2 separate regions of the Homo sapiens genome follow, and region 2 is linked to region 1. Evidence: chromatin loops called from intact Hi-C (ENCODE). Cell type or tissue: heart left ventricle. All regions are shown on one strand. Each heading gives the region's core, and the rest is flanking DNA. Links, peaks and the distances in the headings are about the cores only.

What was found. A loop is a pair of places that touch in the nucleus more often than their neighbours do. Peaks named below come from ENCODE experiments on the same cell type or tissue, not always from the same donor. Only the 100,000 strongest peaks of a DNase experiment are listed, where the experiment ranks them.
Region 2: it touches region 1 in a loop (7-fold over the local background); 5 of 110 quality-filtered maps call a loop at or near these places.

What each region holds. Positions count from the first base shown.
Region 1 is chr10:14,444,357-14,454,449 of GRCh38, forward strand. No RefSeq gene overlaps it. Among named protein-coding and RNA genes, the nearest start is that of MIR1265, 13 kb to the left of the region's middle. RefSeq lists an enhancer at 3,401-3,901. In heart left ventricle, for the core only: no CTCF peak of the experiment used is centred there; DNase peaks (open chromatin) are centred at 3,985 and 5,885; H3K27ac peaks cover 664 bases.
Region 2 is chr10:14,390,463-14,400,555 of GRCh38, forward strand. No RefSeq gene overlaps it. Among named protein-coding and RNA genes, the nearest start is that of MIR4293, 12 kb to the left of the region's middle. In heart left ventricle, for the core only: a CTCF peak has its summit at 6,297; a DNase peak (open chromatin) is centred at 6,889; H3K27ac peaks cover 397 bases.

The DNA of each region.
Region 1 (10,093 bases), core at 3,374-8,373:
TAAGAAAAAAGAAAAGCAACTGGTAAAAACCCAAATGGCCAAAGATGTAAACAAACACCTTACAACCGTAAGTATGGCCAACACAGGCTATGAAAAAATATTCAACATTAGCAGCCATCAAGGAAACGCAAATTAAAACTGTAAAAAGATATGACACACCACTAGAATCAAAAAAATTACAAAGATTGAAAATACTTCCATTGGTGAGGGTGAAGAGAAACTGGAATCCTCATTCTTTGCTATACATTATATAACTGCTTTGTAAAACATGTTGATGATTTTAAATAAAGTTAAATCTATTCTTATTTTACTACTAGAAATTCCCCTCGTTCTAGTAGCCTTTTTTAAAATGATTTTTTAGAATTAGATCATGCCATTTGTGAAAAGAAGAGCTTTCTTTCTTCTCCCCCAAGTCTATTCCTTTTTTTTTTTTTCTTGTTTTGTTACACTGGCTAGGTACTATATTGATTAGAGGAGGTAAGAATAGACATTCTTATGTTATTTTAAAACACATTCCTTCTTTTATAATGAACTATAAGTGAATGGATTTTTATTATATGTAAATCATGGCTCAATAAAACTGATTTTATATGTATAAATATTTGTATGTACGTGTGTGTATGTAAAGAACACATACCAAATAAAGCAAAAGAATACACATTAGATACTTTAGGAAGATTGCCTATTGGAAGCAGAGGAAAATTGTGTTGGGAAATGGAAATAAAAGGAAGAAGGAATAAAGGAAGGTTAGAAGAGAGAAGATAACTGAGGTGCTTGCATGAGACAAAAATAATCAGCGCCATTAACTGAGTTCCATGATGATTAACTTCACCCTCTGCACCTGGGTGTGAAGGGGAAAAAAATCTTTAATATAAAAGCAAGCCCAGACATAATATTGCAGACACCAGGAGAGAATGGACTATTCAAAAACTGATGATGAAACACCTGTTATTCATCCGAGGAATAACATTTGACTTATACTTCACAATATACACAAAAATTGATTCCCAGTGGAATTAAGAATTAGCTGAAAAAAGCAAAATTTTAGAATTTTTATATGCCAGTATCTTCATAGCTTGGGGTGAGAAAGGCATTCTGGCACAAAAATGCATGAAGAATGAGCTATAAAGTAAACACTGAGGATTTCAGCATTATAACTAAGAACTTTCTTTCACTAAACAATCTAAAGATGTTAAAAACCAAGCCCCAAACCAGAAGACATGTAACATATATACCAGAAAAAGATGAGCACCCAGCATATTAAGAAAGTGATAACTAATAGAAAAATGGACAAAAAAAGATGAGAAGACATTTTCCTCGAAATGAAATCACAAGTGGGGAATAGCTGATGACAAAAGATATTCAGTTTCAATCGTGGGGCACTAAATGCTAACACCACAACATGAGAGAGACAAAAAATTTTTAAGTTAAAAAGATACTAAGTGTTGGTGAGGTTGTGGCACAAGGGGAGCTCTTACACACTCAGTTGAGAGCATAAAGTGTTACAACCATTTTGGAAAGTAATTTGACATGATCTAGTTAAGTCATAGATGCACATCTCCGTGACTCTGCAGTTCCGCTCCCAGGGAACACCCTCAAAAAAATCTTGCACTAGAGCACCAGGGAGCATCCTCAAGAATGTTCATGACCACATTATTTATAATGCCAAAAAAAAAAAAAAAAAAAGACACCAGTAAGTCTATAGACTATTGCAGAACAATTAAAAGTCACTAATTACAATTACATACACTAATAGATTTTATTAAGCATACATTTCTTAAACATGAATTTTTTTCTTTTATGTATGTATTTATTTATTTATTTATTTTTGAGATGGAGTCTTGCTCTGTCACACAGCCTGGAGTGCAGTGGTGCAATCTTGGCTCACTGCAACCTCTACCTCCTGGGTTCAAGCAATTCTCCTGCCTCAGCCTCTCAAGTAGCTGGGACTACAGGTGTGTGCCACCACACCTGGCTAATTTTTTTTGTATTTTTAGTTGAGACGGGGTTTCACCATGTTGGCCAGGATGGTCTCCATCTCTTGACCTCGTGATCCACCTGCCTCAGCCTCCCAAACTGCTGGGATTACAGGCGTGACCCACTGCACCCAGCCAAAACATGAAATTTTTTTTAAAAGTCACAGAATAAAAGCAGTATACTATTAATATAAGCATCAAAAATAAACAAAAATTAAACTACCTAAGGATTTATACTTATACTATTAAAATAAGCATAAAAAATACACAAAAACTAAACTATCTAAGAATATATACTTATGTACTAAAACTATAATAAAAAGCAAGGGAATGATAAGCATAAAAATTAGAATATTGTTTATCTCTGGGGATAAAGGAAGAGAATATGAACATAAAGTACTAGCAATATCCTTAAACGGAATAGTAAGTATATGGCTGTCAATCATTCTTCACACCTTAAATATAAATATATAATATAAATCTTTTTTACATACAAATTAGGTCATAATCATTTTTAAATTTAGAAAGAAAAATACAAAAAATGAAGAAATGAATAGCCAGGGAATTTAGGTACATGCATCAACAATTTTTACTTCTGTGAAAAATATACCAGAAAATGTTGTGTTATAAAGTGATAGGAGGCTTGGGGGCTTTTTCTGTGCACCACTTTTAATTTCTCATTGTATCAACCTTTGCTTTAGGGCTCCTGGCTGCAGTCAAGAAGAAAGCTCAGTATTTCCCCTTGTTGACATTTTCTTTTAATCAAAGTATATCTTTTACGTCTTCTTACAAGAGTGGACACTGTTTGGGCACCGCTTTGGGTTAGAAAGGCAATTTATTTCTCAGTGGTAAACAAATTTGTCAGGCAATCTGGCAGCACAAAATGTCAAAGTGCCCATGTGGAAAGGAAGAGGGAGAGAGGAGGCTGCTGCAATATTTATTCCATGATGCCGTTTAATTATTGATATGTGGGAGGCCCAAATGTACACGGGCTTTTTAAAGATAATATGGCTGTGCTAGAGACAAACGTGTTCTGGGAGCTAGGCTATTACTACGCAGAAATCAGCCATTTAGAAGCGCTTTGCTTCTTTCTTCCAAAAACTAAACACTGTTTTGTCCATTGTTACTGTAACTGTGAGAAAGAAGAAATGAGTATATAATAACTCATTGTTTTTCAAATTATTCTGAATATATAAATAGATACCTAGGCAAGCTGTTAATCATTGTTACCCTTCTTCCCCAGATAAAATACGTGAGGCAGTAATAAGGAATTGATTTGCCACAGGTTAGACTTTGAACCGGGGTTAGAAAATCACATTCACCGCCTGCCTAATCAGAGGCTGATTCAGTAGGACAGTGGGTTTTTCATTGTTTTAGCCATCAAACTCTTTGCATAATAAAGTCTCACAAATTGTTAACTAATAAAATGATTAGAAGTTGAGTAACTCTGGCCTGAACATGAGGATCTGGGGACAGTCAGCTCAGTCCCTTGCCTGGCAAGTGGGGACAGGTGGCCACATCTAAAGCCCTGGCAGCCCAAAAACCACTCCTGACCTTGAAGCTGCTGAAGGTCAGAGGGAGGGAGCCAGGAGCTTTCCAAGTAATCGGTCTGGACCCCAAATGGTACGGTCTTTTGTTGGCCCCCAACATGAAGTCACTTTCTCCAAGGCCAGTTGGCAATGCCCAGGTGGCTCAGTCAGGGGGAGTCAAGGGTCCCCAGCAGCTAGAACGGCTCCTGCCACCCAGTCGGCACCCAGGGACCATCTGTCGTGAATAAGCAAATGAACAAGGGCATGCACACTGAAGGAGCAATGTTGGCTGACTCCATCACCCATTATGGCATCCGAGCCCGAGGCCCTCTTCTGCCAGTCTGTCCTGTTACTGCTGAAAGAAGGGACATCAGAACTCGATGCCCTACCGGACTCTCTCACACTGTGGTATTGAAGCAGGTGTCCTCTCATTTGTCCCCACCGTGGTCTGCTGCTGCAGGCGACACCTTCAGGGAGGTCCAAGTCCACCATAGCAGCAGGGCCTGGCTGGGCAAGCCCCTGCCCACAGCTGTCCTCAACAGGTCCCCAGTCCCTGTGCTTGGCCCATGGTGCCATGTTGCAGGTGCTCCTGCAGGGCCTTCTCTGACACCCACCCTCCCTGCTCTTCCCCGTGAGGACACTGCAGGTGCTCGTTGTCTTGTATCACCATTTGTCACCCACTTTCTTCTGTGCATTTGGCTTTCAGCAACAGGTCCTAGAAGCAAGAGAGGGAAGGGGATCAGGGAGGCCTGGGGTTCCCTACTGGGTTTCACGTTCTCTACAAAGGAAATAGGATGTGAGCTGAGCACAGGGTGGGGACGTATAACAGAAGCTGGCTTTAAAGCCAGGAACAGTTAGCTACAAAGAAATCCAGTCGCAGCCAAGGCGGGAGAAGGGAAGGACAGTGAGAGAAAGCAGCACCGGCAAGGAAGGAGGAGAGGGAGGGAGGAGAGGGAGACAGGAAGAAAGGAGAGGGACGATCAGCTGGAGGAGAGGGGCAGGAAGGGCAGGGGAGGTGGCTCTCTCCTTTTGATGGCTGAGAGCCATCTGGGTGGTGGTGCAAATGCTGGGATGTGAAAGGATCATGACACCAGCTTTTAACTCAGTCCCAGCTGTGGGAGCTGCCTCACTCAGGAAGTCCATGTTTCTCTTCTGCCTTTAAACTCTCCACATTTGCTGGTTACCTTCCCCTTCCACCCTAACATGCCACCTCCAACATGCACATACATGTGCATATACATAAAACCACACACACATACACACGTGCACACAATAGACACATGCACGCATATACCCATGTGGGCACATATACAACCATATATATACAGAACCACCCATACACACGTGCACACAATAGACACCTGCACACACATACACATGTGGGCACACATGCAACCATGTACACAACCACACATACGTTCACACAATATACACATACATGCACATGTGGGCACCCATACAACCATGTACACACACAGCCACACGTACACACGTGCAAACAATAGACACATGCACATTCATACACATGTGGGCACACATACAACCACATACACAACCACACATACACAGACAATATACACATGCACATACATGTGTGTACACATACAATTACAACCACACACATGTGCACACAATACACATGTACATGCATGCACACAAACACCTACACATGTGCACACACATAAACACACACATAGTTGCATACAACATTCTCGTGTACATGCATGCATGCATACACATGCATACACACATGTGCACACAACCATGTGCACACTCACACATGTGCACACACAATATACACATATACATGCATAAGCACACACATAAACACACACATACATACACACATACACTTGTATACAATATACACATGTACATGCATGCACATGCAAATACACATATGTACACACAACACATGCACACACAGGTAAAACATGTGAATGCATGTTCATGCACAGATACACATAAACACACACATGCACAGTACACACACATGCAGACATACACGAATACACACACATATACATCCACATATACATATGCACAAATACATACATACACACACACCATGACATTTAACGATCAAATGGTCACACTTCATTCCCGTAAAGGAAGAGAAAAGAAAGTCGAATTCAGAGGTGTTTCTGGATATGGCATTCTGACCACGTGAACAGAAATGGGTCCCTCTGATTCAGCTGAGGCCTCCCTGGAAGAGCTGAGTGGAAATTCTTCAGAAAGGAATGAGACTTTCCACTCTCCAGCAAGCAGAGCCACTCTCCTGCCTGGCAGTATGGTCAGCGCTTCTCCCTCAGCCAGGGCTGGCCCTGCCCACCATGCAGAAGGATCACAGAGGTCCTCAGGTCCTGCTGGCACTGTCAGGGTCACAAGTCAAGGGCCTGACAAACTCTTTTCCTTCCATGCCTTTCTAGGCTGACAGAGGGCAGCTGGCAGGGCCCCAGGCCAGCTTGGCATTTTAAAGTACAGTCTACTTTTGGTTATCAGCAGTACTTACGTTCTACAAAGTCACTGCAACTGCTGAATTAGTGAAGAATGAATCACTGCTTCTAGGCCAGGCATGCAGATGCCGCATGTTTACCACTTGAAATTCTAAAGGAAACTGATGCCAGGAGATGCTGCCCGAGGCCTCACAGGGAGTTGGTGGCTCTGCTGGGACAAACACAAGGCCCCTCAGCCTTGTGTACTTCTACTCTGCTCAGGTACTTCTACTCTGCTGAGCTACTTTCTGTGTCACGTGGTGAGAGGAAAGTGAACTTCAATCAAGGCACTGAGTTCCCCTGTCTGGGCTCTGCCGCATCCTCTGCTGGGTGACCTTGACAAAGCCCTTGCTTTGTAAATCACTCATCTATTAAAGGTCAAATCTTCAGGCTGGGGCCTCCTGGGAAAGATGGCCACAGTGACTTCAGAATCAGCGGAAGTCGTCCCGCCACTATGTTTCCCAATGAGCTGGAGAGGTAACCTGAAGAGGAGGCAACCGTGTGCCCAGGACTTTCTAAACTACTCCCAGTATGAATGAAGGTCCATGTCTAGAGTGCCTCCCTGTTTTTGCCTCCTTCACAATAGAAATGCTCTTTGGATATACATGGCCAACAAGTATATGAAAAAAACGCTCAACATCACTGATCATTAGAGAAATACAAACCAAAACCACAATAAGACACTGTCTGACACCAGTCAGAATGGCAATTATGAAAAAGTCAAAAAATAACAGATGTTGGAAAGGTTGTGGAGAAAGCACAGTCTCTTCAAAAAATGATGCTGGGAAAACTGGATATTCACATACAGAAGAATGAAACTAAATCCCTACCTCTCAACATATACAAGCAACAAATCAAAATGGACTAATGACTTAAATGCAAGCACAAAAACTATAAGATTACTACAAGAAAACAGAAGAAAAAGCTTTTTGACTTCAGCCTTGGCAATAATTTTTTTGGATATGGCACCAAAAACACGGGCAACAAAAGCACAAATAGAGAACTGAGGCTACATCAAATGAGAACACTTCTGCACAGCAAAGGAAACCATCAACAGAGTGAAAAGGCAACCTACAGAATGGGAGAGAATATTTGCAAACCACGTATCTGATAAGGGGTTGATATGGTTTGGCTGTGTCCCCATCAAAATCCTCACTTGAATTGTATCTCCCAAAATTCCCACATGTTGTGAGAGGGACCCAAGGGGGAGGTAAATGAATCATAGAGGCCGGCCTTTCCTGTGCTATTCTCATGATAGTGGATACGTCTCATGAGATCTGATGGGTTTATCAGGGGTTTCTGCTTTTGCCTCCTCTCCTCCTCTTTCTGTCTTGCCACCACCATGTAAGAAGTGCCTTCTGCCTTCGGCCGTGATTCTGACGCCTCCCCAGCCATGTGGAACTGTAAGTCCAATTAAACCTCTTTTTCTTCCCAGTCTCAGGTATGTCTTTATCAGCAGTGTGAAAACAGATTAATATAGGGGTTAATATTTAAAATATAAGGCTCCCTGGAAGAGCTGCATGGAAATTCTTACACAACTCAATTGAAAAAATTCTCATACAACTCAAATTCTCATACAACTCAATGGCAAGAAAAAAAAAAAAATCCCACAAATAGCCAAATTAAAAAAATGAACGAAGTTCCTCTAAAAACTAAAAAAAGAGTTACCATATGATCCAGCAATCCCACTATGGAGTATATACCCAAAAGAAAGGAAATCAATATATAAAAGAGATCTCTGCACTCCTGTGTTTGTTGAAGCTCTATTGACAATCGCCAAGATTTGGAAGCAACCATTATTGATTCATCTAGTAACAGATGAATAAATAAAGAAACTGTGGGTCCTTATACACAATGGAGTACTATTCAACCATAAAAAAGAATGAGATTCAGTCATTTGCAACGACATGAATGGAACCAGAGGTCATGATGTTAAGTGAAGCAGGCCAGGCACAGAAAGACAAACATCGCACGTTCTCACTTATTTGTGGAATTTAAAAATAAAAACAATTGAACACATGGAGATAGAGAGTACAAGGATGGTTACCATGGGCTGGGAAGGGTAATGGGGATGGGGGAGGTGGGGATGCTTAATGGGTACAAAAAAAAAATAGAATCAATAAGACCTAGTATTTGACAGCACAACAGGGTGACTATAGTCAATAATAAGTTAATTGTACATTTTATTAAAATAACTAAAAGAGTGTAATTGGATTATCTGTAATAAACAAAGGACAAATGCTTGAGGGAAGGAACACCCACCCTCCATGACATGATTATTATGCATTGCATGCCTGTATCAAAACATCTCACACACCTCATAAATATATACACCTACTATGCACCCAAAAAAATTAAAGATTAGAAATTTTTTTAAAAGCCCATCAATGATAGACTGGATAAAGAAAATGTGACATATATATACCATGGAATACTATGCAGCCATAAAAAATAATGAGTTCATGTCCTTTGCAAGGACATGGATGTAGCTGGAAACCATCATTCTCAGCAAACTAACACAGGAACAGAAAACCAAACACCACGTGTTCTCACTCATAAGTGGGAGTTGAACAATGAGAACACACGGACACAGGGAGGGGGACAACACACACCGGAGTTGGGGGCAAGGCAAGGGAGAGCATTAGGACAAATACCTAATGCATGTGGGGCTTAAAACCTAGATGACAGGTTGATAGGTGCAGCAAACCACTATGGCACATGTATACCTATGTAACAAACCTGCATATTCTGCACATGTATCCCAGAACTTAAAGTAAAATAAAATTTAAAAAAAAAGAAGAAAAGTGAAAAAAAAAATGAGTAAAGGACCAGACATTTCTGAAAAGGAGGCAAACGGCCGAGAGAGTAGCTTCATTTTGGCAAGGTCTTCTTCCTTCTCACAGATAACAGATTACCTCTTCTGTTTCGGAGGTGCAGCTGGAAGAGAAGTAAGGACGTCCTTCTTTCGTGAGCTGGGATCCAGTGACTGTTCAGGGAAATGGGTGGGTGGCAGATAGGCCCCACTGCAGAGCACAGAGTGGCCAACGTGCCCCAGTCCCACAAGGAGAGAGCAGACTGCAGCCATTAGCTGGCCTGGGCCTGGGGGCATGATCGTGACAAATCGTCCCACTAGATCCACTCAAAAACTACTTCCTTAAGTTTCCAACCCACAGGTGTTTGAAAGATTCCTTGTCTCACACCTGCAGCCTGACCCCGTGCCTGGCATATCATGGGCAGGTGACAAGCATTTGTTAAATAAATGTAATAAAGAAAAGATAGGATTTCTGTTACCAGTTCTCCTGAGAAGCAGTAGCCCTGAGGAATGTATGGTCCTTAGCTCCAAACTGACTCCCAAAGCAGAGTGAATGTATCCAAGGACAAAGTCACAGTTGATTTGAAAACTCCCTTTCTGGGTCTGAAATTCCACCCCTCCCTACTTCGGATTCTGTAAGTGTCTCAGACCGATAAGCAGCAGCTGGGGAGAGGCGAAACCTGGAAGCCGTAACCCACCTGTGCCTGGAAAGTAAGCTACCCAAAAGACACTTGCTTTTAAAATTACATTTGAATCCTCCTTGCATAGTTAATTGGAGCCAATTATTTCTCTGTCCAGAAGACTGAATGCATTCTCTGAAACCCTTCGGAGGAAAAGTATTCATGTCATGCCCTTTCGTTTCCAACAAAAGATAATTTGCACATGCTCTTTCCACAGGAGCGTGTCATTTCAACTAAAATCAGCTTCCTTTAAAAAAATCAGAAAAGGAAAATGAAAGGAAAAAAATTAATGAGATATTCAGAAAAAAAAAAAAACCTCATCACCCAGAAAATTTACCAATCCATGTCAAAATGACCATATCCATGGGAACTCTGCACAGAGGATCATTACTGTACTCCCCTCGCCCATCACTCTTACATCTTAGAAGACTTCATAAAAATCACTCATCAGACGCTCGTAGTAATCACCACGGGCTGAGTTTACATCCACATTTGAGTCTCAGATGGGACACAGTCCTGTAAGCCTACAGCGGCATGTTGGTTTATTTATGGCGCCGGGCTTCTTAATGGAATGGATTATTTCCTTGGCGTGATTATGATC
Region 2 (10,093 bases), core at 3,189-8,188, 54 kb before region 1:
TTGCTTTGAAAAGCCACAAGAGTTGTTGTTGCTGACTTAAGTCTCAATCATGCCCTTAATGAAAGTGGAATCTAGACATAAGAGAGGAATAATGCCTTTAGGTTGAAAGTTTCCTCCTCCAGGAAGCCCTCCATCTCAATCAAGTTCTCCAGTTTTAATCTTTCATTACACTTTCCTTTATAACACTTATTGCAACTGGAAAATATGCGTGTACATATAGTTATTTGCTTAATTTCAGTTCTTTCACTCAACCGTATGGTCTGTGGAGGTAAAAACCTTTTGTATCTTTTTCACCTCTGTATCCTTGGGACCTGCCAGTGTGCAGTGCCTATTGGACACTTAGGAAATATTTGCTGGAGGGATAAGTATCTAAGAAGTACTTTGTAATTATGAAATAACTCTGAGACTTTGTACTTCCATATCTTTCCGAAAAGAAAACTGGGTCTGTAGAAGAGTTGTGGCCAAGAGCAGCAAACAGGCCAGTGAAGGGGTCAGGGCCCTGAGAGCTTTGGGCTCATTTTATCCATGACAGCTCTCAACATGGCTCAAAAAGCCCGAGGGCCAACATTCACCTGGCATGAAAGGGAAGGAAAGTGATTCTGAGGGAAGAAACCTTCTAGGTGTGGCTGACCCATAACCAACAAGGAGATGAGAAAAAACTATAGAAGTTGAATTTTTTTTAAAGGCTAGTGTTTATAGTGAGATTTTCCAAAGATAAATTAAGGAACTGATGTGTTCCTGAACTAGGTCTAACCAGGGTCAATTCCCAAAAGAGTCTCTTAAGTATTTATTTGATCTCATTTCCACAGTTGAGTGGACAACTCTTGCCCATCACTCTTCCTTCTATGCAGTGTTGCTAATGATTCCTCCTACTCCACTTCTTCAAGAACCTTCTCAACAGAAGACGCCAGAGGAGGGGGCCTAAGAAGATACATAGCAGGAAGTCCCCAGCAAACCATTTATCTATTTTCTCCACAGATCTACAATCCCAAATTGTTCAGCTGGAAACACTAGTAGGCTACGTCGCTTGCCCTAAATAAGCTTTGCAGAAATGAACAGATGGAGGAAAATTTCAAAGCAGCATGTGGGCGTTTCAGGCCCAAATCCCATTAACAGATAACAGGATTTATAACAGCAGTTCCCACGCAAAGCTTTGGAAATTTTGAATTTGTGTGTAATAGATTGGGCTCCCTCTCCCCTAAATTATCTGCACGTTGTTCCTGCATCTGGGCAGGGCCCCTTTCTCCAAGCTAAGGAGCCCACATTGTCAGCTAAGAAGTGTGTGTGGTGGCTCACACCTGTACTCCCAGCACTTTGGGAGGTCAAGACAGGCCGATCACTTGAGGTCAGCAGTTCAAGACCAGCCTGGCCAACATGGTGAAACCCCATCTCTACTAAAAATACAAAAATTAGCCGGGTGTGGTGGCGCACACCTGTAATCCTAGCTACCCAGGAGGCTGAGGCAGGAGAATTGCTTGAACCTGGGAGGAGGCGGAGGTTGCAATGAGCTGAGAAGGTGCCACTGTACTCCAGCCTGGGCGACAGAGTGAGACTCTGCCTCCAAAAAAAAAAAAAAAGAAGCAGGAATGGGGCACAGGCCCACAGGTGGCAGCACCAAGTGGTCTTGTTTATATTTCTTTTTTTTTTTTTTTTTGAGGAGTCTTGCTCTGCAATGGCGCAATCTCGGCTCATGGCAACCTCTGCCTCCCAGGTTCCAGTGATTCTCCTGCCTCAGCCTCCCGAGTAGCTGGGACTACAGGTGCGTGCCACCACACCTGGCTACTTTTTAAATTTTTTTTTGTATTTTTAGTAGAGACGGGGTTTCACCATGTTAGCCAGGATGGTCTCGATCTCCTGACCTCATGATCCGCCCATCTCGGCCTCCCAAATATATTGCTTCTTAATTCTCTCCTTCTCCCACAGAAGAGTTGCGACAAGTTCTGGAAGGGTGGTGGATGGGTTGTGGCAAACTGGAATTTTGATTCAAAGCAAAGACAACTAGATTCATTGCTGTCAGGAACCCAAAGCACATGGCTGCCTGTCTCAACAAAACAAGAGAACCTAGACCCCAAGTTAATGTCAGCAAATTGGGATGCACCTCCTGGCACTATCACAAAGGTATTGACACAGTGACTGAAACAGGGGGATCCCTCAGAAGCAGTCTGGAAAGAACTTCTCATAGCTACTCAGAAGTAGATGTAAGAAACTCCAAGCATTCCTTGATGAGATGGGGAAGATTTGTGGGTTGGACTCCCACAGGGAGCTATTGACTGGATGCCATTGTTAGTGAGATCCATAGTTGCTTTATGTTCCCCTTCAGTATGATAGGGGTGTGAAAACCCGAATTACCCTATTAGGACTAGAGTAGAAAGGAAAGTTCTTAATAAGGTCATTGACTACCCTGAAACTGTTTTAACACTTAAGGATAAAAATCCGTAAACAGCAGCAGCTCAAGGTTGAAGAAAGTCTGTAAGTTTTCCCCCGCTCCAGCAACTGACCTGGGTGCAGGTCTCCTAGTTTCATGCATGTCCCATTGAATCACTGTCCTCCAGAAATGCAGAGACACATGAAACAGCTTTATGACCAATTCAAGTGGCCACAGAATACAGTATCAGTGAGTTGGGGTCCCAGGCACATCTTATAACCCAGGCAAAATAGCATCCACACTATCCAGTGATATGCAAATACTTCCAACCTATTTCTGCTTTGACTTCCACAAGGAAGCCTTCCTGACTTCCCTGGCTCCCTCTCAAATGCGCCCATGACATCCAGTTCTTCTTTACTGCATTTCCCCTGCCTGTCATTAGGCATGTAATGAGTTTCCATTACATGCTTAATGTCTGTCTTCTTTGCTAGATTGTGAGAGTGGAAAACATGTCTATTTGTCTCACCATTTTAACCCCAGAGCTTAGAAAGTATATGTTAACTAACTCCTGACTAATGGCCTAGAATACTTCGGGCATTATTTAATAAACAAAGAACTGAGTGAATAAATGACTGAATCGGTTAATCAATAGCATTCAATAAGGTGGGGGGGATTTTATAACATTCCTTCAAATAGGGGAGCATACGGCATGAAGAGTTATAACACAAAGTGCTAGTCATATACCATAAGATCAAAATCACTATTAAGAGTACTTGGTTGGGCTGGATAGGGACGTTGACCTTCAAAAGATTCAGTGAGAACCCTTGGTTGAAGGAGATAAACTAAAACCTCAACTTCAATGGTTATCAGATGCACATTTCTCCAATCTGGTGTATTTCCAGCCACACCCAGGCAAGCAAGGAGTATCTTGATATATCTGCTTTACTAAACCAGATCCCCTAAGAAAATTATGGTATCATTTATAGAGATGATCACTTTTGGGTAACCAGATAGGCATTATTCAAGAACTCAGAATGTACACTCAAAATCACGTACATGACACTGAATCCTAGAGGATTCAGTACCACAGGAATCCTAGAGGAGTCTTTGCTCACTTTACCCACTTCTCTTGAACATATACATATACATATACACTATTTACTAGGCTATATTTATGCTGACTATCTAGAACATGGTAGTCCTAAGTGTGTCAGGTGATTATAGAAAATGCCCTATATTCATTACATAACTTTGGCTGCCTACTTTTATTTATGTGAAATGAATCAGACTCCTAGTTGAATACAGATGGACTAATGGCCCACCACATATATTAATCTTATTGAGTTCAGTGAGGCTTTTGTGTCTGATTTAAGAGGGAGTATATGCATTTTCTCAGTCCCTGAAATCTGATCAACAGCAGTCATAAGACCAGATATCAAAGTGTTGGGTTCTGGAAGTATAGCATGCTCATGTAAGCTTAAGAACAAAGTTTGACAGACCTCATTTTAGACTATGTGAGCTTTCTGGTTGTGATGGTTAATTTTTTGTGTCAACTTGACTGGGCCAAGGGATGCCCAGATAGCTGGTAAAATTATTATTATTATTTCTGCATGTATGTTTTCAGAAGAGGTTAGCATTTGAATTGGCAGGCTGAGTAAAGATCACCTCACCAATGTGACAAGCGTCATCCAATCTATTGAGGCCAGAAGAGAATTTTAAAAATGGAGGAAGGACAAATTTGCTTTTTTTTTTTTTTTTAAGAGATGAGGTCTTGCTTTGTTGCCCAGGCAGGCTGGTCTGGAACCACCGGCCTCAAGTGATCCTCCTGCCTCGGATTCCCAAAGTGCTGGGATTATAAGTGTGAGCCACTGTGCCCAGCCATCTCTCAAGCTGAATGAGACATGCATCTTCTCCTGCCCACAGACATTAGAGCTCCTGGTTCTTTGGCCTTTGGACTCTGAAATACAACATGAGTGGCCTCCAGTTTCTTAGGTCTTTGGACTCAGACTGACAGTTGCACCATTGGCTGCCCTGGTTCTCAAGTCTTCAGACTCGGACTGAATCACCCCATCAGCTCCTCCGGGTCTTCAGTTTGAAGACGGCATATCATGGGACTTTGTGGCCTCCATCATTATGTGAAGGAACTCCCATAATCAATCTATCTATCTATCTATCTCTCTATCTATCTATCTATCTATCTATCTATCTATCTATCTATCTCCTTCTCCCCTGCCCCTTTTCCCCACACCCAAAGGTGTCTTCCTTTGGCTGAAGGTTGTTGTACAATTGTATTCTATTGACCACCAAATATGAGCACTGCTTAATTTAACTTTTCTCAATTTTTTGAGATTAGGAAGTGCTTAGTCCTGCACTTTGAGTTTCTGTTTTTGTTTTTTCTGAGATGAAGTCTCACTCTGTTGTCCAGGCTGAAGGGCAGTGTTGAGATCTCAGCTCATTGCAACCTCTGCCTCCCAGGTTCAAGCCATTCTCGTGCCTCAGCCTCCTGAGTAGCTGGGATTACAGGCACGTGGCACCACTCCCGGATCAGTTTTGTATTTTTAGTAGAAATGAAGTTTCACCATGTTGGCCAGGCTGGCCTCAAACTCCTGACCTCAAGTGATCCACCCACCTTTGCCTCCCGAAGTGTTAGGATTAGAGCGTGAGCTACTGCACCCAACCACTTTGAGTTCTTGAACTCATTTTACAAACAAAGTTTATTTTATTTCAAGATTTGACCCTATCAAAGCCATTATAACCTTATTTTTTCTAGTTTTTACTAAGACTACTATAATATGATTCTAAGTTTATCATTTTTTATTTTCACAGGGGTCAACCAATCTTAATTTGGGAAAATAAAGGAAACACAGTAATATTTATACTCCAAGGGCTATAGGACTATTTATGGCTCTTATTTTTAATATAGGTACAATATTGTCTTTTTAATGACTTAACCCTCTTAGCATGACTTTGTGGAAAGCTCTTGTATTTTCATATGGTGTTATGAGAGCTGAGACAAGGGACCGTGGACTATGAAATGCTTTGTTGGAATGGGAGGAGTAGGGAGAGGGCGAATGTATTAGGCTATGCGTTTAACATGCCCCTGGACCTTACTCAATGCACTGCTGTGCTATAAGGTACAGGCTGGGTTGTTCCCTGTCTCTCTATGAGAGCAGAATTCTAAACATGACTTTGTTCCTATCACTATTAGGTTGGTGCCATTACTTCTAGTGGCAAAAACTGCAATTACTTTTGCACCAACCTAATATCATCTACGATGTCTAGATTTTCCATCATTCTGTTCCTTAACAGTGCCATGCCTAGGAAAATGGGTACAGTGAGCCCCCCTTTCTTTACTCTCCCCATCTCTGACAGCCCCACAGCCCCTCTCCTGATTCATCCCACCAATTGTTCAGTGCCTTATTCTTTCACTTTTTTTTTTTTTTTTTTTTTTTTTTTTTTGAGACTGAGCCTTGCTTGCTCTGTCACGCAGGCTGGAGTGCAATGGCATGATCTCGGCTCACTGCAATCTCCGCTTCCTGGGTTCAAGCAATTCTCCCTCTCTCAGCCTCCCAAGTAGCTGCATTTACAGGTGCCTGCCATCATGCCTGGCTAATTTTTGTATTTTTAGTAGTGTTGGAGTTTCACTGTGTTGGCCAGGCTGGTCTCAAACTCCTGACCTCAGGTGATCCGCCCTCCTCGGCCTCCCAAAGCGCTGGAATTACAGGAATGTACGCAGCCCTTTCTTTCACTTTTTGAGCTCTCCAACAAAATCTAACCTCAGGAAGTGATCTGACAAACTCATGCACATTTAGGCATTTATGTCTGAAAAGAGACCAATTGGCGACCCCTTCCAGGAACACCTGCTTGCCAATAAAATAACACGTTTAAGCCAGAAGAATTATTTTCTGTTGGCAAAATTTCAGGACTCATTGACCTAGTGGCCATGAGGGGAATCACACTTTAGGAGGCCCCATATTCTACGGCCTTTCTGTTGAATGCCTGGTATCCATTTCCCCCACCACTCCAGGTCACAGTTTTATTAGTTGTTTCTGCTCTGAAATTCCCTCTCTGATCCAGAGCACACCAACTTCTGGTATCATAAGAAGAATAGGGTGTAAAAGTCAGCTCCAAACATTTCTGGGACTCTAATTACAGTACAGTCAGGCCCAGAACTGATGGTATCCATGGTCCATCTAATTCTGGAAAGGAGTTAAAGGCCTGGGTCTGGGGGAAATTGTGACTGTAAAAAGAAAAGCATCAGAAGCTCACAAAATGCGATTGTCATCTTAAAGGTTAGGGGCCAAATAAATTAAGACATCTCATGGGGAGTTGTAATCCCCGTCAATATGACAGTGATTAAAAAAATGGCTGCTACTAACCACATGCAGCGTGGTTTAAATCTGACTCATCTGCTAGGCATCCCATCCTAATCAAAAGCTATTCAGGGGCTGGAAGGCAACCATCAAGCTCCAGCAGCAACGTGCCAGGGCCCACAGCTGCACAGCTGAAAATGTCACGCCAGGGGCTGGCTGCCTCCCTTGCCCTGAACATTGCATCCCGCCTGCTGAGTGGGGGCTGGCGGAGCGGCCCAGCCAGCTGTGTCTGATGTCGCAGTTGTCCATGGGTTTCACCTTCCTTTTTCCTTGACCCATGGAGTTTGGGGAAAAAAAAAAAAAAAAAAAAAGCTGCAAAGTCAAACAATGAAGAGACCAGAGAATTGAAGTCCATTTCCTTCCCAAACCAAATAATGTCCTCTCCTGCAGGGATTCTAGCAAACCTTCTGGTTCATTTTTCTCAAGGTGTGCAATTGAACCTTCTTTTCTCTATCTAAGGCATTAAGTCAAGGTTGCTCTGTTTATTAGTACTCGGAAGCAGGTACTATAAAGAAGAGAAAATCAGTGGTGAAACAAAGGGAGTATATTTAATTTTTAAAATTTTAAAACAAACCATCTTTGAGGGCAATTGCATTCCTTAAGAACATGGGAATTCAAAGTGGCCCCTAGCCTCTGCATGTCTAGAATTTCATAATTAGGAAAGGGGGGTTCTGAAGAAAGCATCAATGATGTATTGAGCACCTAGCATGCCCAAGAGACCAGCGCAGGTCTTACGTCTATAAACAGAGACTTGAGGTGCCCTGAGATTTACTCAAAATCACAGAGTTAATCACTTGTATCACTAGGTTTACAACCTAGGTTCTCTTACTCTCTTTTCAGGATTTTCTACCATATCACGTTGGCTTTTCCAAGAATTTTTAGATCTGGCAAAAAGGAAAAGAAATACAAAAAAATAAAAACTAATGCATAGTATTACATAAAATATGCCTCGTGGTCTCAGAAAGACATACTTCGGGTGTTCGTACTTATTTGTGGAAACTTCAAATTAAAACAGTTGAACTCATGGAGATAGAGAGAATGATGGTTACCAGAGGCTGGGAAGGTTAGTGAGGTGGTGGGATAGTAGGTGGAGCATGGTTAATAGGTACAAATAAATAGTTAGAAATAATGAGTAATATCTAGTATTTGATAGAACAATAGGGTAACTATAGTCAATATGAATTTAATTGTACTTTTTTTTTTTTTGAGACAGAGTCTCACTCTGTTGTCACGCTGGAGTGCAGTGGTGCAATCTCAGCTCACTGCAACCTGTGCCTCCTGGTTCAAGCAATTCTCATACCTCAGCCTCCCGAGTAGCTGGGACTACAAGTCCCCGCCACCATGCCCAGCTAATTTTTTTTGTATTTTTAGTAGAGACAGGGTTTCACCATGTTGGCCGGGATGGTCTTGACCTCCTGACCTCATGATCCACCCGCCTCAGCCTCCCAAAGTGCTGGGATTAGAGGCACCAGCCACCACGTCCGGCCAATTTTTCATTTTTAAATAGCTAAAAGAGTATAATTGGATTGTTTATAATACAAAGGATAAATGCCTGAGGCTATGGATCTCCATTCACCCTGATATGATTATTATGCATTGCATGACTGTATCCAAATATCTCAGGTATCCCAGAAATATATACACTGTGTACCCACAAAATTAATAGTAAAAATATTGAAAAATAAAATATGCTCCATGAACAGTATGGTTAATAAAAACCAAAGAAAGTCACTAGAAAACAAAAAGTTGGTGAGAGGCTAAAATGGTGGGAGAAGAATTCAAAGAGGATATAGGACATAACTTGTAGCTTGAGAATATATGGACTAAGTAGAGTGGACAAGAAGAAGTAGATAATTCCAGTATATAAGAATATGATTACAGTGGTTTTGAGGGGGAAAGAAATGGTTTGGGTCATTCTGGTTGTAAAAGGCAACTTGCAGGAGAATAACGTGAGAAATCAAACAGAAGTCAGATAATAGAGGCTAGAAATGTAGATTTCACCGTGTAGAAAATGGGAAGTCACAAAGTGTTTTGTATGGGAGAAATGCATAGAAACTTTCAGGTTGGGAGTGGAGACTCATGTCCATAATTCCAGCACTTTGGGAGGCCAAGGCAGGAGGATCGCTTAAGCCCAGAAGTTTGAGACCAGCCTGGGCAATATAGTGAGATCCCATCTCTACAAAACTTCATTGGCGTGGTAGCACATGCCTGTAGTCCTAGCTACTTGAAAGGCTGAGGTGGACAAAACTTCGTTGGCGTGCTAGCACATGCCTGTAGTCCTAGCTACTTGAAAGCCTGAGGTGGGAGGATCGCTCGAGCCCAGGAAGTTGAAATCCATTGAAAGCCTCATTATTCTTCTCTAGAAACTCCATGATTCTATGGCCTGTGAAACAAAATTAGGGTAGAGAAAGGACTAGAAGTGTGGCTAGCACCTGGACATTCCCTCCTTAAATCTAGCACAAGGTGATGAGGTTGTGAGCTAAGGTGGAGGTGGTGGAAAGGAAAGGAAGGGTTGAGTGACAAAGTGCATTGAGAAAAGACAGTCATCAGGTTTGGTAAGGCTAAACATGGATCATATCTATCGGTCGGGTGGTTGATATTACCATTGCCCTCATTCCAGTCTCTGCCTTGCCACTAATTATCTAGTGCGACTTTGAATTAGTCCATTGAGCTCCAAGAAAAGGTTTTATGAGTCATCAGTAATCATTGAGATTCATGCATTTTTTAAATTCCATTAAATTTCCTAGGAGCAACATCTCTTCACCCACAACATCTTCACTTAGCTAAACATGAAATTGTCTTGGTTGAAATGAGAAAATTAAAGTTATTATTAATAACTATTAGCATCTATAATTGGAGGCACTCTCTTACATTTCACAATCTAATCAATTGCTATGTTCCTCTCTTCAGTCCATCAGCATCTCCTGGTCCCTCCTCCTTTCTCACCAGCCTCAACTCCATGGCTGATCATCTGAGCTTCTCTGCAGTCTTGCACCCAATTCTCTTGCACCTAGTTCCTCCTGTCCACTTACCTACCAAGACCTCATTCTTACATTAGTACTATGTTCTACCTTCTCTGCTTCTGAACACAAAAGAAAGAAAGCTTATAATAGGGAAAATTGCATAGTGTGTCTACAAAGTCCTAGTCTACATCTGAAAAGGATTCTTAGTCTTTTACTCACTGCTGGCCAGCTCCCTTTTCCCTCAATGACAATTCCAAACTATCTCTCTTCCACTAACAAACTTGACAATGTCCACTGCCATCTTCCTCCTGAAACTGTCCATTTCTGTGATGTTGCCTCTCCTGGTTCTGCCAGACTCTCCTCTCCATCTATGGCTCCTCTGTCTGCACTAG